Regions from separate parts of the Homo sapiens genome. Here regions 1, 2, 3 and 4 are each linked to region 5. The links are chromatin contacts, found by Hi-C or POLR2A ChIA-PET in ENCODE. All regions are on one chromosome and are shown on one strand. The core of a region is the stretch at or near the end of the contact, and the rest is flanking DNA. Distances in the headings are between cores, read along the strand shown. Region 1 holds the start of FAM227A (family with sequence similarity 227 member A). Region 2 holds the start of DDX17 (DEAD-box helicase 17). Region 3 holds the start of MAFF (MAF bZIP transcription factor F). Region 4 holds the start of CSNK1E (casein kinase 1 epsilon). Region 5 holds the start of LGALS1 (galectin 1).

Region 1 (5,411 bases), core at 704-3,203, 980 kb before region 5:
AGACTATCCTGGCCAACATGGTGAAACCCTGTTTCTACTAAAAATACAAAAATTAGTCGGGTGTGGTGGTGTGCGCCAGTTGTCCCAGATACTCAGGAGGCTGAGGCAGGATAATTGCTTGAACCCAGGAGGCAGAGGTTGCAGTGAGCTGAAATTGCACCACTGCTTTCTAGCCTGGGTGACAGAACAAGACCCCATCTCAAAGAAAAAAAAAATAGAAAAGAAAGAAAGAGATCTGGAAGGATACACCAAACTGTTCATAGTGGTTAAACCTGAAAAAGGGAATAGGATGACTGACTTGAATGAACTTGTCATTTTATAGGTTAAAAAAAGGTCAAATTGTGACAATTTCATATGGTACAATATAAAATTATATTAAATATACTCGAGATTTAATGAATTATTACAATGAGAATATATTCATGTATTACTTATGAACAAAATAAACAAAACACAGTTAAGAAGCAGCCCCCAGCATGCCTAAAATCTAGAGACATTTGAAGAAGGAGAAATAAGTCAAGTCCCCACTGATGCTAACTGCACTGGGCCTGAGCACATGGGCTGGACACAACAAGTTTAGGGGCCTGGCTCTCCCCTTCAGTTGCCTGCTAGACCTTGGCCCAGCTGCTTTACTTCTCGGGCTTTAACTGGGCACCTTACTCATGACCGCACTAATTCTCATAACACTACAGCTGGGAGCTGTCATCCATGTATTACAGATGAGGAAGGGTCTGGATTAGCTACCTTTTAAGTCAGATCTAATAATCCACAAACAGCTCAGCTGAGATCCTGGGATTCTGGGGCATCCGCGTGCACTTGAGATACAAGCTGTCCCACTGGCCCATGGCAACCTTCTTTCTAGTGAAACTCCCAGGGCGAGCGTGCTCCGCACACAGGAAGTGAAGGGGGAGCACCTGGCTTCCAATGATCACTCTGCGGCTCACCCACAGTGGGACCCCAGCATTTATCCCCCTTGGACTTCGGCTTCTTTCTTTGCACTGAGGAATAATAATAGTACCTGGCTCACAAGATGTTATAGTGTTTTAGTGTTTATAGGAAGCTGTGCACTTGATCCTCACAACGACCCTGGGAAGAGGATCGAGTAAGTAGAGCCTTCCCAGTCCACAGATACTGATACTAATCACTAATCATTGTGTAAAGGTTTTCCGTTTGCAACAGGCCATAAAATATATTATCTTACTTTAATTCTAAGAAAACAAGGGCGGAATCTCTGGTTTTCATCGGATTCTCAAAGATATACGTGTCCCCCAAGGAGTTCAGAGGTAGCCATGTTACGCAGATGCACGGCCCCCAGGGCTGTCGGACTCAAGTAACAGCTGTCAACAAACGTTCACACGCACGATCTCATGCAATCATCTTCACGGCGACCTACGGGGAGGAATTACCGCCCCAATTCACAACCGCGGAGACACACAGAGGAGGGCGGCCACCGCCCGGGGTCGCCCGGCCTCCGTCCCCTTCCCCAGGCCCTCCTGAAGCCTCTCTCCAGGCGAGGCCCGGACGTCCTACTCAGCTCGGGCCCCCGAGTGAACCCAGGCAGCGCTGGCCGGCGACGCCGGACTCGGAGACGTACCTGACGCGTCCCAGAAGCCGGGGTCCAAGCGCTCCCCGAACCCCCAGCAAGGACTCTGTAGCCCAGAGTTACCTTGACCCACCCGCCTCCTGCCGCCTGCCCGCCACGCGCATGCGCTGCCCCGCCCGGCCTCTACCACCGAGGAAAGGGGTAACCGGCGCGGGGGTTCCCAGCGCCAGCCTGCGCCAATCCCCAGAAACTCCGTGAATCACCTCGGGATAGCAAACGGATTATACAAAGGCAGTGTCTTCTGGGGTCCTTTTCATGCCTCTAGGACCAGGACCTGCATTCACCCTCTCCACTGACACATTGGTCTGGGCCCCCGGCCCGGCTGTCACCATAGAAACGGCATCTCGCGGACAACGCGGCGGCTCACGAAGGTTCCATTGTTATGCTAAACGGGAAAGTGGAGACCGCGCCGGCGTTGCCTAGAGAACGCCTGGACTCAGAGTAGCAAAATGGGCCTCTCCCCAACTCCCCTCCTCATCCCCCAGCACAAGGCAAAGGGCACCCCTTGCTGTGAGTTTGGGGGCACCGGCTGTCGGGGGCCGACCCAGAACTTTGCGGGGTCCCCTGAGGGACCCGTGGCGGGACCGGCCCCGGGTTCGTCAAATTCCGCCGATGCTTTCAGGTAAGACGGACGGACAGACGCACCATGACCCACCTCTGGCAGCCTGCCCCCTCCCCGTGCCGTTATGGCGGCTTCTACAAGCAAGGGAAGCTGAGGCCCAGGGACTACTTAAAGGTTGCATTGTGAGGAAGGGACAGAGAACTACTGGAGAATCAACTCCAGATCTCCTAGAGTCCTAAAAGCGTGTGTTATTGGTTCCGTCTGATAAGTGCAGAAACTTAGGCCGTTCAAGGAGTTTACCGGCTGCCTAGTGGGTGTATCAGGGCATCCAGTGAGGGGCAGGACCCAGGGGTCTTTGACTCCAAGCGCAGTTCTCTTCCAACTACACCACCCTGCATTAAAAGAGGGGAGACTTCCATGTCCTAGAACTAAAATCTTCACAATCTGGCTTAGCATTGTGCAATAGAAACATAAAGCAGGCCACATATGTGATTTGGAATTTTCTAGTAGCCACATTTTTTAAAAAGTAAAAAAGAAAGCCAAGTGAAATTAATTTGAGTAATGTTTTAAACTCCATATGTCCAAAACATTACTATTTCAAGATATAATCAGTATTTCTAAATTTGCACTGCTTCCATTTAAAAATTTAATTTTTTTTTTTTTTAAGACAGAGTCTCACTCTGTTGCCCAGGCTGGGATTGCAGTGGCATGATCTCGGCCTCCCGGGTTCAAGCGATTCTGCTGTGTTCACCTCCCAAGTAGCTGGAATTACAGGCACCCACCACCATGCCCGGCTAATTTTTTGTATTTTTAGTAGAGATGGCGTTTCACCATGTTGGCCAGGCTGGTCTCGAACTCCTGACCTCAGGTGATCTGCTTGACTCGGCCTCCCAAAGTGCTGGTATTACAGGTGCGGGCCACTGCGCCTGGCCAAAATTTGAATTAATTAAAATTAAAATTTTACTCTTGGCTGTTCTATCTATGGAGTAGCCATTCTTTTATTGCTTTACTTTAAAAAAATTTTACTTTTTTTTTTTTTCGAGACAGAGTCTCGCTCTGTCGCCCAGGCTGGAGTGCAGTGGCATGATCTTGGCTCACTGCAACCTCCGACTCCTGGGTTCACGCCATTCTCCTGCCTCCGCCTCCCAAGTAGCTGGGACTACAGGCGCCCGCCACCATGCCAGGCTAATTTTTTTTTTGGTATTTATTTATTTATTTATTTATTTATTTTAGATGGAGTCTCGCACTGTCGCCTAGGCTGGAGTGTGCAGTGGTACAATCTCAGCTCACTGCAAGCTCCGCCTCCTGGGTTCATGCCATTGTCCTGCCTCAGCCTCTCGAATAGCTGGGATTACAGGCGCCCGCCACCAAGCCCAGCTAATTTTTTTTTTTTTTTTTTTTTTTGGTATTTTTAGTAGAGATGGGGTTTCACCATGTTAGCCAGGGTGGTCTCGATCTCCTGACCTCATGATCCGCCTGCCTCGGCCTCCCAAAGTGCTGGGATTACAGGCGTGAGCCACCGCGCCCAGCCTTTTGTTTATTTTTTTGAGACAGGGTCTCATTCTGTCACCCAGGCTGGAGTGCAGTGACATCATCCCCACCTCCCAAAGTATTGGGATTACAGGTATGAGCCACTGCATTCAGCCTTAAAATTTTACTTATTCAGTCACATTAACCAAATTCCAAGGACTTAATTGTCACATGTAGCTAGTGCTATTTTGATGGCCAGCACAGTCTGGGCACTTCCTACCTTTCCAGCCTCACTTCCCGCTGCTTGGATGGTACATTTTGGATGGCATATTATTTCCGCTCCCCATTTTTTCTTTTTTTTTGAGACCGAGTTTTGCTCTTGTTGCCCAGGCTGGAGTGCAGTGGCGCGATCCGGCTCACTGCAAGCTCCGCCTCCTGGGTTCAAGCAATTCTCCTGCCTCAGCCTCCAGAGTAGCTGGGACAACAGGCGCCTGCCATCACACCCGGCTAGTTTTTTGTATTTTTAGTGGAGACGGGGTTTCACCGTGTTAGCCAGGATGGTCTGGATCTCCTGACCTCGTCATCCGCCTGCCTCGGCCTCCTAAAGTGGTGGGATTACAGGTGTGAGCCACCGCGCCCGGCCCTGCTCCCCTTTATCTAATTAACTTGTGCTCCTCCTTTAGCACCTTGATCTCCTTGTATGGTCAAAACACACTATTATGTCATCTTACAGTGTTGTTCCCTTTGAAGTAGTGATGACAGTTATAACTCATAATTATGATTTACGTAATTGACTCATTGTCCTGTCTCCTCCAGTAGATGTAAGCCCCTTGAGGGCAGGGACCAAGTCTGGTTTAGTTCACTTTCCTGTCCCGAGTATGAGCATGCTGCTTGCTTATGGTAGGTACTCAGTAAATAATCATTTCATCCACAGTCCTCAACCTTTTTGGCTTCAGGAACCAGTTTCATGGAAGACAATTTTTACACAGACCTGGGATGGGGGGGATGGTTTTGGGATGATTCAAGAGCATTACAGGCCGGGTGCGGTGGCTCATGCCTGTAATCCCAGCACTTTGGGAGGCTGAGACAGGCAGATCACGAGGTCAGGAGTTTGAGACCAGCCTGACCAACATGGTGAAACCCCATCTCTACTAAAAATACAAAAATTAGCCAGGCATGGTGGCGTGCACCTGTAATCCCAGCTACTTGAGAGGCCGAGGCAGGAGAATCACTTGAACCCAGGAGGCGGAGTTTGCACTGAGCCAAGATTGTGCCATTGCATTCCAGCCTGGGCAACAAGAGTGAAACTCTGTCTCAAAAAAAAAAAAAAAAGCATTACATTCATTGTGCACTTTATTTCTACTGTTATTACATTGTAACATATAATAAAATAATTCTACAACTCACCATAATGTAGAATCAGTGGGAGCCCTGAGCTTGTTTTCCTGGAACTAGACAGTCTATCTGGGAGTGCTGAGAGACAGTGACAGATCATCAGGCATTAGATTCTCATAAGGAGCACACAACCTAGGTCTCTTGCATGCACAGTTCATAATAGGGTTTGCACTCCTATGAGAATCTAATGTTGAAGCTCATCTGACAGAAGGCAGAGCTCAGGCAGTCATGTGAGGAATGGGGAGTGGCTGTAAATACAGACAAGCTTCTCTCACTCACCTGCCACTCACTTCCTGCTGTGTGGCCTGGTTCCTAACAGGCCACAGACCTACACCCATCCATGGCCCTGGGGTTGGGGACCCCTGATTGTATGACTGAGGG
Region 2 (5,196 bases), core at 132-2,631, 830 kb before region 5:
GATGGGCCCGTCTCGAGGGCCCTAACAGCTCAACAGTCGTGTGACGCCATTTGGCCAAGCTTGCGGGGCTTCAAAATGCAGTTTGAGACGACAGGAAGCAGGTAAGGAGAGGGAAGCCAGTCTGGAAGGAATTGAGCGGAGAACGTGGACTAGCCTGGTTAAACACTTGTCCTTAGCCTTCGCCCTTTCTGTGTCTAAAGACCATCGCTCTGAAACCTTGTTCTCCTGAGAGTGCTGGGGTCTTCTCCGGGCCTTCTGAGGAGCGCCGTTCAACGGCAGCAAAGGGCCCACGGAGTCCACTGGGGCTCCAAGCAATTTTTTTTTTGAGACGGATTCTTGCCCCGTCGTCCAGGATGGAGTGCAGTGGCACGTTCTCGGCTCACTGCGACCTCCGACTCCCGGGTTCAAGCGATTCTCCTGCCTCAGCCTCCCAAGTAGCTGGGACTACAGGCACCCGCCACCATGTCCTGCTAATTTTTGTATTTTTCGTAGAGACGGGGTTTTGCCATTTTGGCCAGGCTGGTCTCGAACTCCGGGACTCAGGTGATCCTCCCGCCTCGGCCTCCCAAAGTGTTAGTATTACAAGCGTGAGCCACCATGCCTGGCCTCCAAGCACATTTTGTTTCTGTATTAGCAACAGCTGTGCTCGGCCAGGGACGGTAAAAATATACGGTTCAGAAAATGCACCTCAGTGTGAACCAAATGTAGCTGAGGGCACTTTAACCTGGAAGGGACATCGCCACCTCACAAACTCCGGAAAGAAAGGGACACGGCTCTTCCATCATGGCTGCCGGAGACAGAGCAGCGAAAGGCAACGGAAAGGAAATGGCGCCGGGGCCCGCCGCCATTCTCAGCGGGCCCAGGGCGGTGGGGCGAGAGGGCTGGCGGCGCCATATAGGAAGGCCAGCCACGGAATTTAAGACCCTCCCGGCCTCTGGCGCCAGAGGACTCTGAAACTTGATAACAATATGGAGGACGGTTATTGTCTCTGCAAAGCAACTTCTTCAAGCCGGCCGCGGGGTCTGTACCGAGATCGGAATCAGGCAAAATCCTCTATTCTCTAAACAGAATGCGTTACGCATACTGCGCATCTTAGCAACAGCAGGCCGGCTAACGACGCAAAGAATGTTACGTCGCACCAGAGGCGCTTCCTCCCACCTCATCCCACGTTCTAGTTCGGGTGGCGCGAGAACTCTACGCTCGCTCCGTACTTTGTTTTTCTTGTACAGACCGCAAAATACACCCATCGTCGCAACTGACGTAAAGTGCTTCCAAGAATACCCGTAGTTCCCCGCGGAGCCCTCGGGCTATTCCGAGGCGCTGTTTACGTATCGTCTCCGCCGTACGCAGCGTTAAGTTGGAGCCGACTCAGCGGCGGCCGCCATTTTGTGCAGTCGCTGGGAAGGAAGGAGACGCCTAAACCGCGGCACTGCCCGGTTTGAGCGTAGCCAAACCTGCCCACCGGCTTTGTAGCCCCGATTCTCTGTGTTTTGCTCCCGTCTCCGACGAGAGAGGCGGCGACGGTGGCGTCTGCGACGGGAGACAGCGCGTCGGAGCGAGAGAGCGCTGCGCCTGCCGCCGCCCCAACAGCGGAGGCGCCGCCGCCATCGGTCGTCACCAGACCGGAGCCGCAGGCCCTCCCGAGCCCGGCCATCCGTGCCCCGCTCCCAGATCTCTATCCTTTTGGGACCATGCGCGGAGGAGGCTTTGGGGACCGGGACCGGGATCGTGACCGTGGAGGGTAAGGGTGGGGGAGGAGAGGAGAGGCCTGGCGTGGGGGTGGGGGAGTTGCTTCTTGGGGAGGCCCGGCGGACTGCGAGCCTGGGAGCCTTGCTCTCGACCCGGGAGGCGAGGGGAGGCGACTCGAGGCGAGACAGCGGTTTCGTGCGCGGACCTCGGCCCCGGGGTCACTCGGGACCCGAGGAGGGCGGCCGCTTGGCGACGCTGGGCCTCTCCGTGCGGACGGCCGTCGTGGCGCGGCCCGGCCCCATCCCAGCCCCGCGGGGGATCGGGAGGGGCGGCCTGGCCGCATCAGCCCAGGCCCGGGCTTTGGCGCCTCGCCTGGTTTCCCGGCTCTCGAGCCGGGCCGCTTCGGGCGGGCTGTTCGATGTCTCCAGGCCTCGGCGTTCATCTGAAAAACGCGGATCTTCCTGAGAGAACACTTCAGCCCAGGAAAGCCTTACACGAAATGGCACCCTTGACGTTCTCTCCCCAGAGTTCACTGTTTAAGGCACGGGAGACGAAAAGACCAACTTCTCATTTTTAGAAATAGATTTTAATTCTCTTCAGTTATATTTTAAGTCGGAGGAAATGCATTGGGATGTAAAGCAGTGGAGTTGCTTGCCATCTAAATGACCGTGTTTGGGGGAAGGATGGGTTTTTGGGTCGTTACTTTAGTTTTAATCTTAATATTTCAGCCTTTTTTCTCTAATTGGACTGCAGCGTCAACTATTCTGCCTCGCTAGAAAGTTCTTGGTATTGTGGACCGGGCGTGGTGCCTCAGGCCTGTAATCCCAGCGATTTGGGAGGCCGAGGCGGGCGGATCACCGGAGGTCAGGAGTTCGAGACCAGCCTGATCAACATGGAGAAATCCCGTTTCTACTAAAAATAACAAAATTAGCCTGGCTTGGTGGCGCATGCCTGTAATCCCAGCTACTCGGGAGGCCAAGGCAGGAGAATCGCTTGAACCCGGGGGGAGGAGGTTGCAGTGAGCCGAGATCGCGCCATTGCACTCCAGCCCGTGGCAAGAGCGAAACTCCGTCTCCCCCGACCCCCCCGCTTCCCCAAAGAGTTACGTGACGCCACTTGATATGTGTGTGTGTGACCTTGGTCAAGATCCTACCTTTTGTGAGCCTGTTTCCTCTGAGGAACGTGATAATTGCCTTTACTTTGCTGTGTTGTCAGGAATTAAGAGATAATGGATGTAATAGTCTCACTGTAGTAGGCGCTCTGTTAACGATATTTTCTCCAAACGTTTTTGTCTTTTGTGGTTCAGATCCACAACTGCTGGATTTACTAGTCTCAAGCACTTCAGTTGCCACTTTTTACAAAATTATTTTGATTTATACCTTATTAGGAAGGAAAATATTTTATCTCATTGTTTAGAGGATGAGAGGTGGAATGTTTGCTTCGCGTGTGACAGTATTGCTAAGTTTAGAAGTGAATTTCAGTTCATTGACTTAGAAAAAGAACTTGAGATTATCTAGGAAAGTTGAAAACGACCCAGCAATTCCTCCCTAAGCTTTATACCCTAGACTGTAATGCCTAGAGAAATCCTTGCACAGGTACCCCAGGATCCTTGTACAGAAAAGTTTATATACCAGCATTCGTGCTAACAGGATATTGGAAACAACGCAAATGTCTCCATAAATTGTGGGTATTCGTACAATTGAATCAGCCGTGAAAAAGAGAAAAGAACTTGGATTAATGTGGATAAGTCACAGAAGTGTTGAGTTAAAAAGCACGTTGTGGTAGGGTGACACATTTAATTAAGGATATGTGCAAATATGATAGGAAAGGGAGTGGTTAACAAAATTCAAGGTAGTGGTTATTAGGGTGAAAGTTGTAAGCTTGAAATAGGCACATAGAGGGGCTACAAGTTACTAATAGTGTTCTATTTCTTTACCATTGGTGTTTGGTTTAATATTTCCTTTCACCATATATATGCTTTAATAAGTTATTTGAAAGGAAAAAAGTGAATTACTGATCCATACTTTGAGTATCAGATGACATTTTTTAAAAATTTCAAACGAACTAGCCTTCTTTCATAAGATCTGTGCCCCAACTCTCCCTTTCCCAAGAAATGTTCTTGATTATTTGAATTGCTGTTGTTTCAACTGAGTGTTACACAGTTGAAGTGGTGGTTATTTTGAAAAAGGAATAGGTGAGGTCAGTTCATGTATTTCACATGTGTGATGCAAAAATGATAGGCATTGTACATTTGAAGTAGTATGGTTTTTAATGTTAATATATGACTTCAAAGGTGAATTTTTTTGTAAAGCCAAATTAAACTAATTACTGACCGGATAAAAACATTTGAGCAGCATAGTATACCAGAGAGTACAGTGTGCGTATTTAAAGATGGCATGGATATGCTCAAAAGTAAAAGGCTTTCTTGAATTTTGAGGTCATTAATTATGTCAGCATTAATTATAAACATGGAAGACGGCATATTTTCCAAGAACCACATGTTTCAAATTAAATGTTTAGTGTAGAATAGAATGTCTTGAATAAATAGCCAGGGAAGTAAGGAGAGAGGAAAAAAAAATACATGAATGATAATCATCAGTTTAAAGCCTTAACAGGAATCTTACTTTCAAGTTTTATTTTTTCCTAAGTCACTAAGGTTTGGGTAGCATTGCAATGTGGCAATAACAATGAAGTCTTTTATAATTTGCAAGAGTGATAATCCAAAGACTTTCTACCTCTTGAAAAGTACCTTATTTAGCTGCTTCATTTGCAAGTGTGGCGGGAGCGGCAATTGAGGTGGCCTTTTGGTCTGTTCAGTATTGAGTCTTAAGCTGAGGGGCATATTAAATATGTCGCTGACACGGGTATCCCTATGCTATGTGCTCTTCCTGTTCTGATTCTTAATTTGTCTTCACTGTCTCAGTAGTGGTATAAATGGAATTAGCCAAGTTCTGCCTGTTGAGTGTAGGTATCCAGTGATCCCAATAAAATCTCCTGCCATCAATTTTTGTTACGTATGTATTTAGAGGAATGTCTGGCTGGTTAAGCCAGAGTTCTAATGGCTTTGAATTGCAGGAAATTGAGGCCCTGTAGAATAATACACCTACTTGCCTATCAATGATAAAGTGGAACTTTATATAAGATGAAGTTACAAGTGGGTTAGAGTGGGAAAAGGGAACTAAATTCAGTACAATATTTTACAAGGAGTAAAGAAACTGAGAAAATGCTATACAGTTTGTATGCCAAACAAAGACCTGTACTTTACAAGATCGAAATAGGGAAAATTAAGGCCATCTTAGTGTTAAGATTCTTCTAGGAAAAGTAGCTTCTGATTTCTTAAATATTAGCTTTGGCTAGTGGTCATATTTGTATTCCTCTTGAGCTTGTCTGTTGTGAAAGGTATATAAAAAGCAAGAAGTTGATCTTAAGTAATTAGTTGAGTGTTAAAGCCTTAAATAAGTCTTGTTAGTGTTTTTTTCTCTGTAAATTAATAATACCATTTGGGAA
Region 3 (5,417 bases), core at 2,494-4,993, 530 kb before region 5:
CCGTGGCGGACTGGAACCCAGGGGTCCTCTGTCTTCTATGTCGGCCACCACCACCTCTCCCTGGCTTCTTCCCTTGGAAGCCAGCAGAGCTGACCTCCAGGGTCTGCAGGTTCATGACGTCTTCTGGAGGCATAAGGAGAGAGGTGACTCTTGAGGGACTGACAACTGCCTTGTCCAGTCAGCAGCCACAACCCTCCAACGTCCCCCTCCCTGGCCCCACCAGTCCACTCCAGAGACATCCTGTAGAAGGCCCACCCGCTGGCATGGGCTCCTTTCTGGCTGCTGAGCCATTCTGCTCGCTCTGTGAGGACAGGGAAAAAATGTGTTTTCCTAGCTCTTGGCAGTCAGCACTGCTGGAGCCTCCTCCCTGCTGGAAGGGGAGCAAGGCTGGAAGAACCAAGCACCACAGAGAAGCAACGGCCTGGGGTTCCAGCCCCAGTTCAGGTACCCTCTCACACTCGCTGTGTGGCCTCAGGTACGGCACTCCCTCTCTCTGGGCCTCAGTTTTCCCACTATGCCAAACGTCCTCCGAGCCTAAGGTACCTTCCAACAATGACTGTCTCTGAGTTTAGAGTTTCAGATTCTGGCCCAGAGCTCCAAGACCACCAGCAGAATGGAGGTAGGGAAAGGAAAGCGGTGAAGGCTTCCTGGAGGTGGGGGCATGAGACACAAACTATCAGACTATCAGACTAGCCCTCTTCTCCACCTGCACAGCCACAGACCACTTCCTCCTTCATCTGGACCATGACCACAACCGCCTGCTCACCAGCCTCTTGCCTTGCCCTCCGTCTCCAATCCCCATCATTGATCCTCCCCCAAGAGCTGTCAGAGGAATCACTACTGACACAAACCCACGAGCCTGTCCGTGCTTGGCCCATTTCAAAACCCTGCAATGCCAGCCTCCCCGCAAGCCAACACAGTAGGGTCCTCAGGCCTCAACCGTATTCCTGTCCACTCTCTCCCAGGATCGTATGCTAACAGATGAATGAACAGACAGCAAATTCTACTATCCCTGAATGTTTCCCAAAGGGACAAGCGGGCAGTGCATGCCTGTGTGTGTGAGGGAGGAAGTTGCCTGAGTCCTGAAGGATTTGCTCGCTTTTGGGAGACTGCTTCAAGATTCCCCCAGCCCCTGCCCTGGCTTCCTGTTTCTCTGGGGTTCCCAGGCCTTTTTCTCCATGTGTTGTGGAGCTCTTAGAGGGCAGGGATCCAGGGCTCATTCATTCAATCAGCAAACATCCAAGAAGCACCTACTATGTTCCAGGCTCTGTGCTGGGCCCTGGAGACCCTGAAGTGAATCACAGCTCCTGCCTTCAAGGGCTTCACAGACAACCACCACTCTATCAGACTCAGCACACTAGTCACCTCCCCAGGGAAGCCTTCCTTGATTGCCCTGGCTAAGTCAGAGCGCTGTTATGTACTTTCAAACCACAGTGACTTCTCCCTCACATCACCCATCTAAGCTGTGTTTTGCATTTACTTCTGTGGATCTTTTTTCAAGTTTGTGTCCGCTGCTGAGCTATAAGCTCCCAGAGGGCAGTCTCTGGATCTGGTCTGTTCATCTCATCCCTGGCATCTGGTCCAGGACAAGGGCCCAATGGCAATGCAGGGCCCAGGGGTGATTCAATGGGAAGTTAAACTTCTCAGTGCTAACTTTCCATCTGGGACTGAGTCAACCAGCCACTTCCCCTCATCCCCTGACCCCAGGCCCTACTTTGTAATGTTTCCTGCCCAGCTTTGAGGGTGGGCCTGTCTGGTTCCTGTGCTCCTGGCCCCAACCCTCCTGACTCAAACCCCACCTACTCTTGGGTACCCCCAGCTCCTGGCATGGGGCTGTCAGCCCTGCTTTCTCTTCCACAATTCACCTGGAAAATACGCTGTCTGCACAGACTTCCAGAGCTTCCCCCTTCTACCCACCATCCTGCCATCCTGGCTGTTACCTAGTTCCCAGTGGTAGATGGGAATACTGAGGGTCCGGGCTGCTGTAGCAGAGCTCACCCAGGGTTCAAAGATCCAAAGTCAAAAGATCATTGGTTCCTCACCCTAGCAAGTTCAATTGCTCCCCTCCCACAATTCCATAGACCGTGGGTGGGTGGGTGGAGGGGGAAGGTGGATTAAGACCAAGGAATCTCTAGCCCCCAGCCCATCCTGCAGGCGGCTACGACAAACAGGTGCTTTCTGCAGGGCTATTGGGTGAGTGGGTGGGTGGCGGCTAGGTCAGGCCCCACCCCTCACTCATTAACCCTCCGTGCAGTCAGAGTTCTATCCCCAATGCCTACTGACCCTGCCTGGCCCAGGGTGAGGGCACTCGGGGTCTGTCGGCTGGCTCAGAGCCTCAGCTAGCTTCCGGCGTCCAGCTGTAGGTCAGTCTAGTCTCACCAGTCCCACTTGTGAACTGAAACTACCAGGAGAGCGGAAACCGGCTCCGCCCCATCCTCCACGACCTAGCAGGTACAGCCTCCAGAACCCGGACTAGCTAAAAGCCTGTGGTCCTCTCCCTGCGCCGCACCCTTGCAGTCAAGGTTTTCTGGCCCTTCCTGTTCTCATGGGACTGAGGGGATGGGCAACCCTGGGGACGAACGAGAGTCCCTTGGTTCTTCCCTCCCCAGGAAGCCCCAAAATCTGGGGACAAGAACCTGGGCTCCAACTCACTTTGTTACCAGATCCACCGGGGTGCCAAGCGGGGGTGGCTCACATCCCTCACTCCTAGCTCAGCTGGGTGGGGTCTTTGATACCTTGCCCCACCCTGTGGCTGCGGGCGCGGGCTCTGGGCGGGAGACAAACACTGGGGTCACGTGGCGGAGGCCCTGGGAAACTCCGGGGAGAGCCGGGGACGGACAGCCCCGGGTAGTAGGACTGGGGCGGCCCGGGCCAGAATTCCCAGACCCCGTGCGAAGACGCACGGGTCCGCTTCCTTCGCTCGGGTCCTTGTTCCGCGTTTACTCCGGTGGCCGGCCCAGGGCACGCCCTCTCCGAGGTACACACTGCTGGTGTACAGGCCCCAGGGAGCGCGCGCGCGGACACGCACACACAAGCACAACACACGCACACACGCCCCCGAGGTACACAGCGCACGCACGCACCGGGCAGGATACCCAGGCCGCCCGCCAGGGAACACACGCCCGCCCTCGGACGTAAACAAACCGCGCACGCACCGCCCGCGGGCGCCGGGCCAGGGCCTGTTCCCACCGAGTCACGTAGGAGCACAGCGCCCCCGCCCCCGCCGGGCGGACGCGGAGATCGCCGGCCTGCGCTGCCCCTTCCTCCCGGCGCCGCCGCCTACCCGCCCGCGCCCCGGGAAGGGGCCCCGTCTCCACCCCCACTCCCCCGAGCTGGCCTCGGCCCCGTCCTCGGCGTCCCCGGGACGGCCGCTCCCTTCTCCCCGCCCCGAGCCGTCCGGGCGATGGAGCTCCGGGAGCCCCGACGGATCGGGCCCGGGCGCCCACCCCAGGCGCATCCCGGGACGCAGAAACCCTGCCGCCTTGGGGTCCCGCGCACCGTCCTCCTGGTCCCGCGTTCCTCACCCGCTTCTGGGCCCGCTTGGTCCGGCGCGCTCACACACGCGCGTCTCGCCGCTGTCCCGGCCGCTGTCCCGATCCGCGCTCCGGTCAGTCTCCCCTCCGCTCTGAGCCGCAGGTCGCTCTGAACCGGGCGCCCGGGAGCGCTGCGCTGAGTTTTGTTGTGGGGCGGGCGGCGCAGGGGGCCGAGGCCGCGCGGAGTTGTAAGGCGAGCTTCCCGGAATTACTCACTCACAGGATTCCTTTCATTCATAAAAACCCAGTCATGCGGTGACGTCACCGACCCGGCCGCCCTCCGGCCAGGAGCGGCCGCTTGGTCCCTCGGCCCCGCCCCCGTATGACCCCGCCCCCTGGAAGCCCCGCCCCCGGGGCTGCCGCGATTCTCTGCCTGGTTCCAGGGCTCGCTGGGTGCGTTCACGTGACACCTCGCGAGAGCCCCGTGGGTGTAGGTGTCATTGGCTCATTTTACAGGTAGTGGTCCTGGCCCTCTTCTTTCGACCTAGACCTTCTGCCTTAATGATCTCATCCAGTCCCGTGGCTTTAAATGACATTTATATGGCTATGAGCCCCAGGTTTGTATTTCCGGAGCGAACAGCTTCTCTGAGTTCCAGACTCATAGCCAGCTGCCCACTCTGCGCATCCAGTGGGTGTCAGATGGGCACTGCAGAGGACTCGGCCCAAAAACCCGCTCCTGATCGTCAGCCCTACCTCTGCTCCCTTGCCACCCCATCTCAGCTGCTCAAGCCAAAACCTTGGAGCCTGGCTCCATCCCTCCCTCTCCCTTCCTCCCCACCTCAGGACTCAAGCTAGCGGTGTCTCCAGGTCTCCTGCATAGGACCATTTCTCACCACCTCCAGTCATGGCACCTGGTCTCGGCACCATCAGCTTACCCGGACAATGGCAGCAGCCTCCGAGGCTCCCTACTTTGCCTCCAAAGTCTTTCTTTCTATACCAGCCAATGTTCTTCTCAAAACAAAGCTCAGGTTGTTTACACACCTTCTTTGGCCACTCTCTCCTCATCCACTGCTCTTCGGCCACAGTGCCCTTCTTTCTGTCCCCCAAACATACCAAGCTCATTCCTGCGACAGGCCCTTGGCACTGGCTGTCTGGTCTTCTGTTCACTTGCCTGACTCTTTCTCATCTTTCACGTCAGCCCGGATGTCACTGCCTCAGAGAGACATTTCCTGACCACCCTGGTTAAAGCAGTCTTCACCTCTGAATTTTTTTTTTTTTTTCGAGACAGGGTCTCACTCTGTCACCCAGGCTGGAGTGCAGTGGCACAATCTCGGCTCACTGCAACCTCCTTCTCCTGGACTCCAGCCATTCTCCCACCTTAGCCTCCCAAGTAGCTGGGACCATAAGCACACACCACCATGCTAGGTTCATTTTTTGTATTTTTTTTTTTTTTTTTTTTTTTTTTTTTTTGTAGAGACAGGGTTTTGCCATGTTGCCCAAACTGGTCTCAAACTCCTGGACTCAGGCAATCCACCCACGCTGGCCTCCCAAAGTAATGGGATTACAGGCGCAAGCCACCGCACCCAGCCTTGAAATTTGTTCTTATATTATCTTAATACTTCTGTAGGGTGTTTCATCATTTATGTATGTGAGTGCTGGTTATTGTCTGTCTTCCCCAACCAGAATGTATGTTTTATGAAGGCAGGCCTTGCTTCTTTTTCTTTTTCTTTTTTTTTTTTTGAGACAGAGTCTCACTCTGTTGCCCAGGCTGGAGTGCAGTGGCATAATCTTGGCTCACTGCAACCTCCGCCTCCCAGGTTCAAGGAATTCAGCCCCCCAGTAGCTGGACTACAGGTGAGTCACCATGCCCAGCCAGGCTGGTTTTGAACCCCTGACCTCAGGCCACCCACCTCGGCCTCCCAAAGTGTTGGGATTGCAGACATG
Region 4 (5,627 bases), core at 1,490-3,989, 640 kb before region 5:
GCCAGGCTGGTCTTGAACTCCTGACCTCAGGTGATCACCCGCCTTGGCCTCTGAAGTGCTGGGATTACAGGGGCGTGCCCGGCCCCACCGTTGGGTTTTAAAGTTAGGAGTTAAATCTGAGAGGAATCACTGTGAACCAAGTCGGAGAGAGAAGTCAGGCTGTGGGGCTGCTGGAACACGTAAGGTTTTGTTTTTCACTTTGGACCAGTCTCCCCTCCTCAGCTGGGTTTTGTGTCATGGTTTGCCTTCCCTTATAGCTTCACTGCAAAGCTCTTTGGAAGGGCCCACACACAGGTCTTCCAGGGATAGGAAGGACAAGGACTTGGGCCCACAACTCAGGCAGTGGACAACAGCATGTCCTTCCAATGGCAAGGCAGGGAGGCTCCCTAGCAGGCCTGGGGATGAGCCGGGCTCCTCAGCCTGGCTGGCCCAGGGAACTGAGCAGGATCTTAACTGGGGCAGGGGGTGGGGTGGGGGTGCTGGGGTGGGAGGTGTGGTTACAAGTCCTGAATGCAGAGGGGAGAACGTGAACGTGCTGCAGTCAGACCTGGCGATCTGGCTGGGTTAGGAAGGGGCAGGGGGTCTGTTCCAGCCAGGCCCAGTTTAAGGGAGAGGTTGATCTGTGCCCTTAGGCAAGCACTGGGAGGAGCCTGATTCCTTCTCTGAAAGAATACAGTGTAATCTGTTGTTGTTTGAGAGGATTAAATGAGATAACAAATAACCTCCTCTCCCAGGGCTGGTTGCCTTGAAAGTGCTGAAGAAGAGGAGGGCTTTGGGAAGCAGGGCCCAGGTTGGAAGGTTAGGGGTGGTAAGGACTGGAGGACACAGGGGCAGACTTCACCCCCTGCTCAATTGTGCCCAGGCCTCTCTGCCTGGGCTCATGTGAGGAAAGAAACAAAATGGGTGGCGGTGGGGTGGCGCTCAGGCCGGCTGAGAACTTGGGCCCAGAGTTACCGGATCTCCTAATGCCCCCAGAGAAACAGGGAATCTGGATCTGAAATATGAAATCTTCCAGTTTTAAAACTTTGGGGAGTGGCCAGGCATGGTGGCTCACGCCTATAATCCCAGCAGTTTGGGAGGCCGAGGCAGGCGGATCACTTGAGGTCAGGAGTTCCAGCCCAGCCTGGCCAACCCCGTCTCTACTAAAAATACTGTGTGGTCCTGGGCAAAAATTAGCCAGGTGTGGTGGTGCACATCTGTAATTCCAGCTATTCAGGAGGGAGGCTGAGGCTGGAGAATCACTTGAACCCAGGAGGCAGAGGTTGCAGTGAGCCGATATTGAGCCACTGCACTCCAGCCTGAGCCACACAGCGAGACTCTATCTCAAAACCAACAAAAACAAAAAGCAAAAAAAAAAAAAAAAACTTTGGGGATTAATTAACAAAACAACAACAGAAAGCACCGCGCAGGCCAAGTAAAGCCCACCACCTGGCTGGTGACCCCCTGCTCTGGCAAAGGTGTCACTGAAGGCAGGCCCTCCTGGGAGGAGGCTTCTCACTCTCCTGCTCTTGGAAATGGGCTCTAGATAGACCCAGTTTCCTGGTGATCGCTGGGAGAACAGAGCTGTCCTGTTGGGCTTTGTGGTCCTGGGCAAAGCCCTTCCCCTCTCTGGGCCAGTTTCCTGGCCGGCGAAAGGACTTAGTCTGTGGGGCTCCTGCCCGTTTGGACACGTGTGTGACTCAGTCCCTCAGCCTCGAGGAGGGAAGATACGGCTATTATAGAAGTGACTCCTCCCAGGAACTGTGCTTCCGGGATTGGACGCAGGGCCTCAGGCATTTTGCGTGTCCACAGTCACAACTGTGTGAATATAGGTGTGTCATAATTGGAAGCTTTGCATGGCTCAGTGTAAATATCATCACTTTAATGACTTTGTTCTGCAACCTTTCATCGCGGCTCTGCATGCCGGTAGAAGCTTTTATTAATTCTGTGACCTGGGGAGGACAGGGTCCTTCCTCCCATTTGCTGTTTAAGGAAACCCAAGCTCAGAGCTGGGAGGTGGCTTGGCTAAACGTGCACCACTCGGAGCCCAGACTCAAGTGTCGGTGCTTTGGTACTTGTGGCACCCCTCCTTCAACAGGGGAGAATGAGGTTGGGATCTGAGGGGTCCTCTCTGTGCCCATCACAGTTTGAGCTTCAGGGAAAAGAAGAAGAGGTCTTTGCCCTTCGTTTTTCCACGGGAGGAGAATGTATGAGCCCAGGCTACCTTTCTGGGCCTTGTGTCGACATCCCTAGCTGTCTCCTCAAATCTCTTGCCCTGAATCAACCTGGCCTGTGTTCTCTGCGGCACTCGGAACCTGGAGGCGGACTGAGCCTCCAGCAGTCTAACATCTTTTGCAGTGTCGTGAATAGCCGCCTGTTTTCGCAGGGGCCCAGTGCTCTGCCTGGAGAGGAGAGAGATCCTGGCAGGCGGGGAGAGGAGACTTTGGGTCTAGACCCTCCCCTCCCATCCCCTCACCTCCGCTTTTTGTGCGCCCTCCTCTTCCCTCTGTCCCCCCCGCACCCCGTCTTTTCCACCTGTGCCCTGGACTGCATTAGGGTGTCAGTATCTGTGTGCTCCCCCACCCCCACGCGTAAGCCCGCGCGCCTGCACTGAGGCTGGGGAACTGCGTCTCGCAGCTGCGGCCCCCAGCGCGGAGGGCGCGGGCCCTTTAAATCCTCCGGGGCGGCGGCGGCGGGCCGGGGATGACATCAGCGGGCGGGCCCGGGGCTCAATGGGAGCCGGCGGGCGCGCGCGGTGCGAGAGCGCGCGAGCCGGCGGCGGGGGCGGGCGGGCGGGCAGGAGGCCGGGAGGAGGGAGGCGGCGGCGGCGGCGGCGGCGGCGGCGAGAGCCCAGAGCCAGAGCCCGGCCGGGGCCGAGCGGAGCGCGGCGGCGGCGGCGGCGGCGGCGGCTGGGCCGGGAGAGGCTGGCGCGCCGGGCGGCTCCGCGAATCCTCCGGCATCCGCCCCGGCGGGCCGCCCCCGCCCGCGGCAGCCCCCCGAGCAGTGGCCCGGCATCGGCGCCTTCCCGGCGGGGTAAATATCGGGGGGCCGCGGGCCCGCGGAAGGGTGCAAACCTGGGGGGAATCGGGCTCCCTCAGCCTCTTTGTTTTTGCTGGAGAGGGAGGGAAGGGAGGGCAGACACACGCGCGTTCGCGCTGGGGTGTAGGGGGGGCAGCCCGGGCGCCGCCCGCTCGGCCCGGCGAGGACAAAGGCGCGGCTGGGGACGAGGAGGAGGGGGCCTGTTATTTTGCAGGCTCGCGGGGGAGGCCCCCCGGCCGGCCTGCCTCCGCTTCCCCCCGCTGGGCCCTCCGAGGCCCCGGCCGGCCAGGCGGCCACCCCGGCTGTGATTTGGGGACGCTGAGGGAGGGGGCTTGGGGTGCTGGGCGCCGGATACTGTTGATTCGGGCCCGCGTAGCGTTTCATCGGACAATCACCGGCGCCCCCTGCTCTCCCGGCCCCGGCGCCCGGACCTGGGGGTTCGCAAGGCTGCGCCCGCTCGTTGGATGACGGGCGTTTGGGGGTCCTAAGGTGAAGAGGTGTGTGGTCACCAGGCCACTGATTTGTTTTTCTTTGTGGAGAGAAAGAAAGGGGTGGGGGTTATTTGTCGGATCGGATTCTCCCATTTTTGTGTGAGAGATTGATGTCTTGCAAGTCTCTAAGGAACGCAAAACAGTGTCTGGGTGTCGTTAGAGGATTCCCAAGCTCTTGTTAATACCCTAACTCGAAGTGGGGTGAGCCCCCTCCCCAACTTTTCCCTTAGTTTTCTTGCATATTTTCTTCCTGGCATAGCCTCCTTCCTGGAGAAGGATTTGGAGAGAGGAGAAGGGGACACAAGTGTCTCAAGTTGCTTCCAAGCAATGCCTGTGTTTGGGTCTCCTTTGCCTTCGTTTCTATGATGTCCCTTCAATTTTTATTTTAATCGTCCGAGGGACAAGGGCCCCGGCTCAGGGGTAGGCGATGGTGTTCGGGGAGTAAGAAGCACTGCCCGTGTGCCATGCTGGTTGGTAGTTTGTCTAATTTTTTTAACCTGCTGAAACTCTTGAACCTTTATATCCACTTTTCCCCCCACTTTGTTTATCTCCCCCCCTCCCCCATGGGAGAAGCAGCAAAAGAACTGAAAAGCCTCTCCATTCCTGAATGAAGCTTTTCTGCTCTCCTCTGGGAGGCTTTTTGGGTATTGGTGCCGGGACAGTCTAGGCTCCCCCAGGGACCTTGGACCCCTGGGGTGTTGGGGAGCGACTGGGGGTCTGGGTGGCTGGCACATAGCAGTCAGGGGGTCCTGAAGGGCTTGCCCCTTCCCGCTCTCGTTCTCTGCAGACAGCCGGTGAGTGGGGAGAGACTGGGGGGTCATGTGCAGTATATTTATGTAAGACACCCAGACAGAGGGCACGGGTATTTATATAACCCGGCGTGGGTATTTATGTAATATAGGATGCGGGTATATTTATGTTCCTTTCCTAACCTGCGGGTTTCCTGGCTGCCATGTGTGGTCTCTGAATTGGTGTTGGCAGAAAGTGGACTGAGGTGTTGGGGGGGGGTTGCGTGCACACCCCCCCTTACCCCCCAACAGGGCTCACTGTGTGTGCCTGCTTTTCTTTCTTCCGTTGGAGTGTACACACTCGGGAAGCTGGACGTGTGTGTACGTGGGATGTGTGGCGTGTGGGTTTCCTGCAAACGTGGACTGTGTTCCCCTGGCAGCGTGGCACCTCAGCTGAGACAGGCCAAGCATATGGGCAGCGGCCCTTGATTGAGAGCCCAGAGTTTGGCCAGCTCTGGTGGAGGTCCCTGCCTCGTGGTTATTGGTGGAGGGCTGGTGAGCTCCTTGGGAGCCAGGTGCCGGGGTTCCCTGTCTCTCCTGGGATCTGCCCACTGTCCCTGGAATCCATCTCCCTCCCAGGCTGGCCTGGTTGTTGGGGGCAGCACTTGGCACGGGCAAGGGGCTGATCTTCTGTGCCAGCACAGCTGCTCTGCAGTCTTCCTGTTTTGCCCTGTTTGTGAGTGTGGGAGACCACCAGGTGGGACAGCCGGAGCCCTGTCCTCGGCGAGGCTGTACCATCTGCAGGGTGGTGTGGGACAGGTGGCATGGCCTCTGTGAGCCTGAGTACCCTGTCTGTGAAAGGAGTTCCCTCTTGCTAGTCCTTGATGCTGGTCCTCTTGTAAACACCCCTCCCCCTGTTTACTGCAGTCCCTGGTCCCTGTCCCCACGGCAGCACTGCCTCCAGGCCTTCAGTTTCCTCCTCTGCTGACCAGGAACAGGGTGTCCGGACTTTTGCCCCAGGCCAGAGCAGAGGGGTCCCTCCTCTGCCCCAGGCCAGAGCAGAGGGCTCCCCCCTGGCCCTGAGGAAGGAGAGAAGCTGCTCACATCAGAACTCCTCCTCCCACCCATCCGGGGCAGGCGGCTAAAACCCTGGCTCAGTCCCCTTTGTTGTTCTATGAGGGCCCTCTTAGGAGACCCTCCTAGTCTTAAAGGACGCCAGCTCCAAACAGTTTATCCAAGCGGCTATGGGCCTCCGTGTGAGGTCTTGGTGTCATGACGTAGAGATGGGGAGGTGGCTGGAAGGTGGATGGTCGAGGGCATTCTTTTCTGCCTTCCCCCCAGTAGGGGATGCGACTTTCTCCTGCAAGGCGTGCTGGGCACTGGCGAGGTC
Region 5 (5,836 bases), core at 3,097-5,596:
TCTGTGTGCTTTGTCTGGGGGACCCAGCGGAAGACGTCATTGGAACTGAGGAGGTACCCGTGGACAAAGCGAATGGAAGTGAAGGAAGGGGGCAGGCCTGGAGGTGGGGGACCCCTCTCACACACACAAACACATGCACACACATACACACACACGCACAAGCACACACACGAGGCTGGTTCAGAGGGAGCAGAGGCAGCTGCCTTTATTGGGGGCCATGGGCTGGCTGATTTCAGTCAAAGGCCACACATTTGATCTTGAAGTCACCGTCAGCTGCCATGTAGTTGATGGCCTCCAGGTTGAGGCGGTTGGGGAACTTGAATTCGTATCCATCTGGCAGCTTGACGGTCAGGTTGGCCTGGTCGAAGGTGATGCACACCTGGGGGTAGAGGAGAGCAGTGAGCCGGGCCCACATGCCATGGGCCCTTCCAGAACCCGTTCCTCATGTGGCCCTGACACAGCCCCAGTTTGTGGCTGAGCCTGCGGAGGTACATTTATAATATTTTTTCTTTCTTTTTACTCTAATCCTATGATAGATTTTTTTTTTTTTTTGAGATGGAGTCTCCTCTGTCGCCCAGGCTGGAGTACAGTGGCATAATCTCGGCTCACTGCAACCTCCGCCTCCCAGGTTCAAGTGATTCTCCTGTCTCAGCCTCCTGAGTAGCTAGGACTACAGTTGTGTGCCACCACGCCCAGCTAATTTTTGTATTTATATAGAGACGGGGTTTCACCATGTTGGTCAGGCTGGTCTCGAACTCCTGACCTCAGGTGATCCACCCACTTTGGTCTCCCAAAGTGCCAGGATTACAGGCATGAGCCAGCACGCTGGCTAATTTTTTTTTTTTTTTTTGAGACAGAGTTTTGCTCTTGTTGGCCAGGCTGGAGTGCAGTGGTGCAATCTCGGCTCACTGCAACCTCCGCCTCCCGGGTTCAACCAATTCTCCTGCCTCAGCCTCCTGAGTAGCTGGGATTACAGGCATGCGCCATCACGCCTAGCTAATTTTTTGTATTTTTAGTCGAGACAGGGTTTCTCCATGTTGGTCAGGCTGGTCTCGAACTCCCGACCTCAGGTGATCCGCCCGCCTCGGCCTCCCAAAGTGCTGGGATTACAGGCATGAGCCACCAAGCCCAGCCTTTTTTTTTCCCCTTCGTTTTATTGTAATCAACCACTGAGGTTCAAAGAGGGGCAGACACTGGCCATCACACAGGAAGGGAGGGAAGGGGAGGGGAAAGAGCAGGCAGGGCCAAGGTCTCTAGTCACTAACCCAGCCCCGCCCCAGCCCACCCAGCCCCTGTCCCTGGTCCCCGGTTCCGGTCTGCAGCCCACCTCTGCAACACTTCCAGGCTGGAAGGGAAAGACAGCCTCCCGCTGCTCGGTCCCCCAGGCCCCGCCGTCCTTGCTGTTGCACACGATGGTGTTGGCGTCGCCGTGGGCGTTGAAGCGAGGGTTGAAGTGCAGGCACAGGTTGTTGCTGTCTTTGCCCAGGTTCAGCACGAAGCTGGGGGGTAACGGGTGGGCATGAGGCCACCTCGGCCAGCTCCAGCCCCACTGACCGACTAATCTGTCACTCAGTATCCCATGAACGCACCTTGCTGGAAGAACTCACTAACAGAGACAAGAAACCTGGATTCTAGCTCTGGCCATGCCACCTGCTCCTGCCCCTCTTCCCCTGTTTGCTCATCTGTACAATGGGGGCTGCACAGGAGGGCTCGCTTGATTCTTGAAGTCATTAGCATCCTAGCCCGTTTGGTCAAGGTCAGTGACTCCCTCCAGATGGTGACCTCCCGTCCTGTCTTGTACATCTCTGTATTCCCGGTGCCCAGCACAAGTGGGGCACACCAGAAAAAGATGCTTAGTAATTATGGGGCGAATTAACAAATAATAATAATAATACTCCCGGGCACGGTGGCTCATGCCTGTAACCCCAGCACTTTGGGAGGCCGAGGCGAGCGGGCAGATCATGAGGTCAGGAGTTCGAGACCAGCCTGGCCAACATGGTGAAACCCCGTCTCTACTAAAAGTACATAAATTAGCTGGGCGTTGTGGTGGGCCCCTGTAATCCCGGCTACTCAGGAGGCTGAAGCCGGAGAATCGTTTGAACCCGGGAGGCGGAGGTTGTGGTGAGCCGAGATCACGCCATTGCACTCCAGCCTGGGCGACAGGGTGAGACTGTGTCTCAAAAAATAAATAAATAAAATAATAAAATAATAAATAAATAAATAAAATAATAAATACATTTGTTGAGTGGTGATAATAGCAATACCTGCCTCTGAGGGTTTGGTTGAAATGAAATTAGTGCATGAGAAGTGTGCGGCTCTTAACAATATCAGCTGATCCTCATCCTCCTCACTGTCACTGCGCCAGCCGCATCTCACTTCCTCCACACAACCACCTCCCCCCTTGTTTTTCTAACAAACTGAGGCTAGGTGAGGTTGGTTGACTGGTCCAAGGTCACCTAACTGCCGAGAAAATAAGGCAGCCGTCTGAGTGAATGAGAAGTGAAGGAAGAAGGACCGGACTGAGCCAGTGAATGAATGAATGACCAGACGCAGGAAGGAGGGACTCAGGGGGAAGGCGGCGGTGACGCCCGCCCCACTCCTCTCCCCGCCCTCCCCAGCGACAGGTCCCGCCCAGACCGGAAAGGGGTGGGGGCGGGGGAGTCAAGGTATTACAGATGACGAGGCTGCAGCTGGTTTAGTTTAAGAGGCTACAGCAGGGAGGGAGCGGGGGAGGGGGCGGCAACGGTGGGGGCGCCCAGACCCTGCGGGGGAAGTGAGTCACCCAGAAAACGCAGCATCGGCGGCTGGCCGTTAACCCGCTCCCGGCCAGGGAGGAGATGTGGGCTTGGCCGGCCACGCCCTCCCTGCTGGACCAAGCCCGTCCCTGCCGCCCACCACCCCGACTTCACTTCTCACCTCTTAGCGTCAGGAGCCACCTCGCCTCGCACTCGAAGGCACTCTCCAGGTTTGAGATTCAGGTTGCTGGCGACCAGACCCTGCACAGACAAGCCCCGGCCCAGCCGGGTTAGAGGACAAGGCCTCCACTGCTCGAAGTGTCCGGGGGTGGCTGGGGGTGGGAGTGGGGTTGTTCCCGCCCGGCATCCTCTGACCAAGCCAAGGGGAAGCCTGGGGAAAGGATTGAGCTGTAATTTCCAGCCTCCGATTGTCTATGTGGTCCTGGGAAAGTCCCTATTCCCACCGGGGTTGGCTTCAGTCTGTAACGTGAAGGTTCTAGAAGACAGGCTCTAGAAGATTTTGCAGATTGGCTTGGGAATTTTGGACTCAAGAGTGACTTGGGAGATGGGGTGCTCTGTCCCATCGCAGATGGAGAGGATCAGGCTGGGGAGGGGCCGACACTTGGCCCACCGTCACACTGAATGGAGGGGCCGGCCCCTCTGCTGGAGAGGAAGTGGCTAGGGGCGGGCGACCCCACTATTCTCCTTCAAGCCCCTCTCTGCAAAGAGGCCCAGGGGCTAGAGAGGAGACCCTGAAAAACACGGCCTCTCTGCATTAGGGAGAATAGCCCTGCAGTCGGGCTGTGGCTGGGCTGGCTCAGGGTTAACAAGATTGAGCAAACTGCTGGGCACTGCTGTTCCCTGGCACCCCGAGTGGGTGGGCAAGAGTTAACTGGTTTGAGTGGTTTCTTCTGCCAGAAACTTGAACCCTTTCCCTGGGGCCCGAGGAAGATTCTCACCTCCCTGCCACCCCAACCTCCCAGCTTGGGGGTGGTGGAAGGGAATTTCCCCCGCCCCCCCCGCCACCAGCCTGGACACAACCACCCTCCACCCCCGACCTAGAAGGGCCCATCCTGGGCAGCTTGTCTCGGGTCCTGGCAACTTTTCAGCGTTCTCTGGAGCAGAGGGTAACTCTGCCCTGGCCTGGTGACCGGGACAGCTGCAGGGGGGAGGGGACAGGAGGCTCTTTGGGGTGGAGGAGGGGGAAAGGGATAGTGGCCTGGGTGTCCCCCAGTTGGCCACACCCTTCCCACGCTCACTTCTCAGAGAGCTGCAGAATGTCAACCCTGGGCAGAAATAACTGTGCTTTCAGACCCTGGAGGAATCCAGACAATTATCAATGCAGAGAAGGCCTTGAGGGACCATGGCGCCCACCCCCATTTTACAGATGTGGCCACTGAGGTCCAGAAAAGAGAAGGCACTGGTTCCAGGCCACACAGCTGGGGCTAGAATCTGCTCCCGATCTGCCCAGCTCTCCTCTGGCCATCAGTTCCTGCCCTATCCCCTGGACCTTGGGGGGGGGTCCCCACACTCACACAAGCCATGATTGAGTCCAGGAGGATGTTCCCGGGCAGGCGCACCAGCTGTCAGAAGACTCCACCCGAGAGAGATGGGCCCCCGGACGCTCCCACCCTTTTAACTGGACCGGACCGGGTGAGCCCCGCCCCCTGAAAGTTCAGCCAATTGCAAGTCAGGATAGGGCTGGGGGCCACTGGGGGCGGAGTCCGTGGAATTTTGAAGCCAGTTTTGGAGCAGAGGTGACCAATCAGAGTGGCGAGCTGCTGCCCCCCCTCACCCCGCCGCCCCCGGCCAGAGTCCAAGCTCCACCTCCTATTCTCCTTCATCCCTCTCCACCTCCCCACCAAAATTGTGCTGTGGCAGAGATTGGGGGAAGCCAGTGGAAAATAGTTTGATGATGAGCTAGGCCCACAAGTTGGCGGGAAGGGGCCTGTGGCCAGCAGGCTGGGCTCAGGGGGTGCCCAGAGAAGATGGCTGAGGAGGTGCAGGGTCCTTCAGGGAATCAGAGCTGGGGGAGACCAGGCCACTCCCGGGCAGGGACCAGGGCGTGGCTCCTGCTGCGTGCGCGTCTGCAGAGGGCCACTGACTTAACCACAGGCCCTGGCCCCACCCGGGCCTTCCCCGGAAGCAAGGACTGCGGCTGCTGCAGCGCTCTCTCGCTGGCTCCTCGGGAAGGCTAAAGAAAGGCTGGGCCGGGCGCCAAGCCTGAGGCTGCAGGGCTTGGCTAAGGCCTCGGGCTTGGCCGCGTTCAGGGGCAGGCAGGGGATAGTCAAAGCGCCCTGGCCTGACAGCCTCAGGCCTGAGAGTGTCAAGCTTAGGAGATGGCCCAGGGTGGTCCAGACCAGGAGGGGGTGGGGTCCTGGCTCTGTGCACCCTGTCCTTTCTCTTTTTTATTTTTATTTATTTATATATTTATTTTTGAGATGGAGTCTCGCTCTGTCGCCCAGGCTGGAGTGCAGTGGCGTGATCTCAGCTCACTGCAACCTCTGCCTCCCAGGTTCAACTGATTCTCCTGCCTCAGCCTCCCGAGTAGCTGGGACTACAGGCCCCCACCACCACACCCGGCTAATTTATGTACTTTTAGTAGAGACGGGGTTTCACCACGTTGGCCAGGCTGGTCTCAAACTCCTGACCTCAGTTGATCCACCCGCCTCAGCCTCCCAAAGTAATGGGATTACAGGTGTGAGCCACCATGCCTGGCCACCCTGTCTGCTCTCTTAACATCTCCTCTGAGGCCCGGCACAGCCCTCCCTTCCCTGAGTGTTCAGCAGGTATTTTACTGAGCACCTACTATGTACCTGGCCCTGGGCTCTGAGGATTCAAAGCTGAACCCCTCCCAGTCCCCACTCTCAAGGAGCGCATAGTTGGGGTGGAATCTGACCACAACCACGTTAAGAAGTAGATGATGGGCTGGGCGCAGTGGCTCACGCCGGTAATCCCAGCTCTTTAGGAAGCCGAGGCGGGCGGATCACCTAAGGTTAGGAGTTCGAGACTAGCCTGACCAACACGGAGAAACCCCATCTCTACTAAAAATACAAAATTAGCTGGGCATGGTGGCATATGCCTGTAATCCCTGCTACTCC

What was found. Hi-C counts contacts between places; a loop is a spot of excess contacts on that map. ChIA-PET counts read pairs that join two places held with the same protein, here RNA polymerase II (POLR2A). Pooled maps may share reads with other maps.
Region 1: a loop to region 5 is called in a pooled map, with 10 times the contacts of the local background. The contact joins the promoter of FAM227A here to the promoter of LGALS1 in region 5. A Hi-C loop is called at or near these places in 2 of 37 single-sample maps with no recorded cell type and 5 of 50 pooled maps. POLR2A ChIA-PET finds 5 or more read pairs at or near these places in 1 of 52 experiments (activated naive CD8-positive, alpha-beta T cell).
Region 2: a loop to region 5 is called in a map with no recorded cell type, with 8 times the contacts of the local background. The contact joins the promoter of DDX17 here to the promoter of LGALS1 in region 5. A Hi-C loop is called at or near these places in 1 of 37 single-sample maps with no recorded cell type and 6 of 50 pooled maps. POLR2A ChIA-PET finds 5 or more read pairs at or near these places in 1 of 52 experiments (A673).
Region 3: a pooled map shows a loop between it and region 5 (5-fold over the local background). The contact joins the promoter of MAFF here to the promoter of LGALS1 in region 5. A Hi-C loop is called at or near these places in 1 of 37 single-sample maps with no recorded cell type and 7 of 50 pooled maps. POLR2A ChIA-PET finds 5 or more read pairs at or near these places in 3 of 52 experiments (BJ, GM10248 and activated T-cell).
Region 4: a map with no recorded cell type shows a loop between it and region 5 (5-fold over the local background). The contact joins the promoter of CSNK1E here to the promoter of LGALS1 in region 5. A Hi-C loop is called at or near these places in 1 of 37 single-sample maps with no recorded cell type and 8 of 50 pooled maps. POLR2A ChIA-PET finds 5 or more read pairs at or near these places in 2 of 52 experiments (BJ and HEK293).

The regions. Positions count from the first base shown.
Region 1 is chr22:38,652,934-38,658,344 of GRCh38, reverse strand. FAM227A (family with sequence similarity 227 member A) reads left to right here and starts at 1,953. Exons shown (of 17, transcript NM_001013647.2): 1 at 1,953-2,225. CBY1 (chibby 1, beta catenin antagonist) reads right to left here and starts at 1,707. Exons shown (of 5, transcript NM_015373.4): 1 at 1,595-1,707.
Region 2 is chr22:38,502,496-38,507,691 of GRCh38, reverse strand. DDX17 (DEAD-box helicase 17) reads left to right here and starts at 1,381. Exons shown (of 13, transcript NM_006386.5): 1 at 1,381-1,741. The coding sequence starts at 1,455. RefSeq lists enhancers at 546-955, 533-1,424, 1,356-1,545, 1,425-2,316 and silencers at 1,636-1,905, 1,936-2,105.
Region 3 is chr22:38,200,320-38,205,736 of GRCh38, reverse strand. It overlaps MAFF (MAF bZIP transcription factor F), which reads right to left and starts at 3,743. Exons shown (of 3, transcript NM_012323.4): 1 at 3,525-3,743. RefSeq lists silencers at 887-936, 2,157-2,236, 3,087-3,526, 3,587-3,916, a cis regulatory region at 1,149 and an enhancer at 1,077-1,221.
Region 4 is chr22:38,314,545-38,320,171 of GRCh38, reverse strand. It overlaps CSNK1E (casein kinase 1 epsilon), which reads left to right and starts at 2,739. Exons shown (of 11, transcript NM_152221.3): 1 at 2,739-3,012. The region is part of intron 5 of TPTEP2-CSNK1E (TPTEP2-CSNK1E readthrough); the gene reads left to right. RefSeq lists enhancers at 395-1,299, 5,101-5,150, 5,171-5,340, 5,411-5,470 and a silencer at 3,022-3,411.
Region 5 is chr22:37,674,146-37,679,981 of GRCh38, reverse strand. It overlaps LGALS1 (galectin 1), which reads right to left and starts at 4,346. Exons shown (of 4, transcript NM_002305.4): 1 at 4,271-4,346; 2 at 2,917-2,996; 3 at 1,328-1,499; 4 at 180-379. The coding sequence starts at 4,279. The coding sequence ends at 233. RefSeq lists an enhancer at 1,720-2,530 and silencers at 2,374-2,883, 4,404-4,543.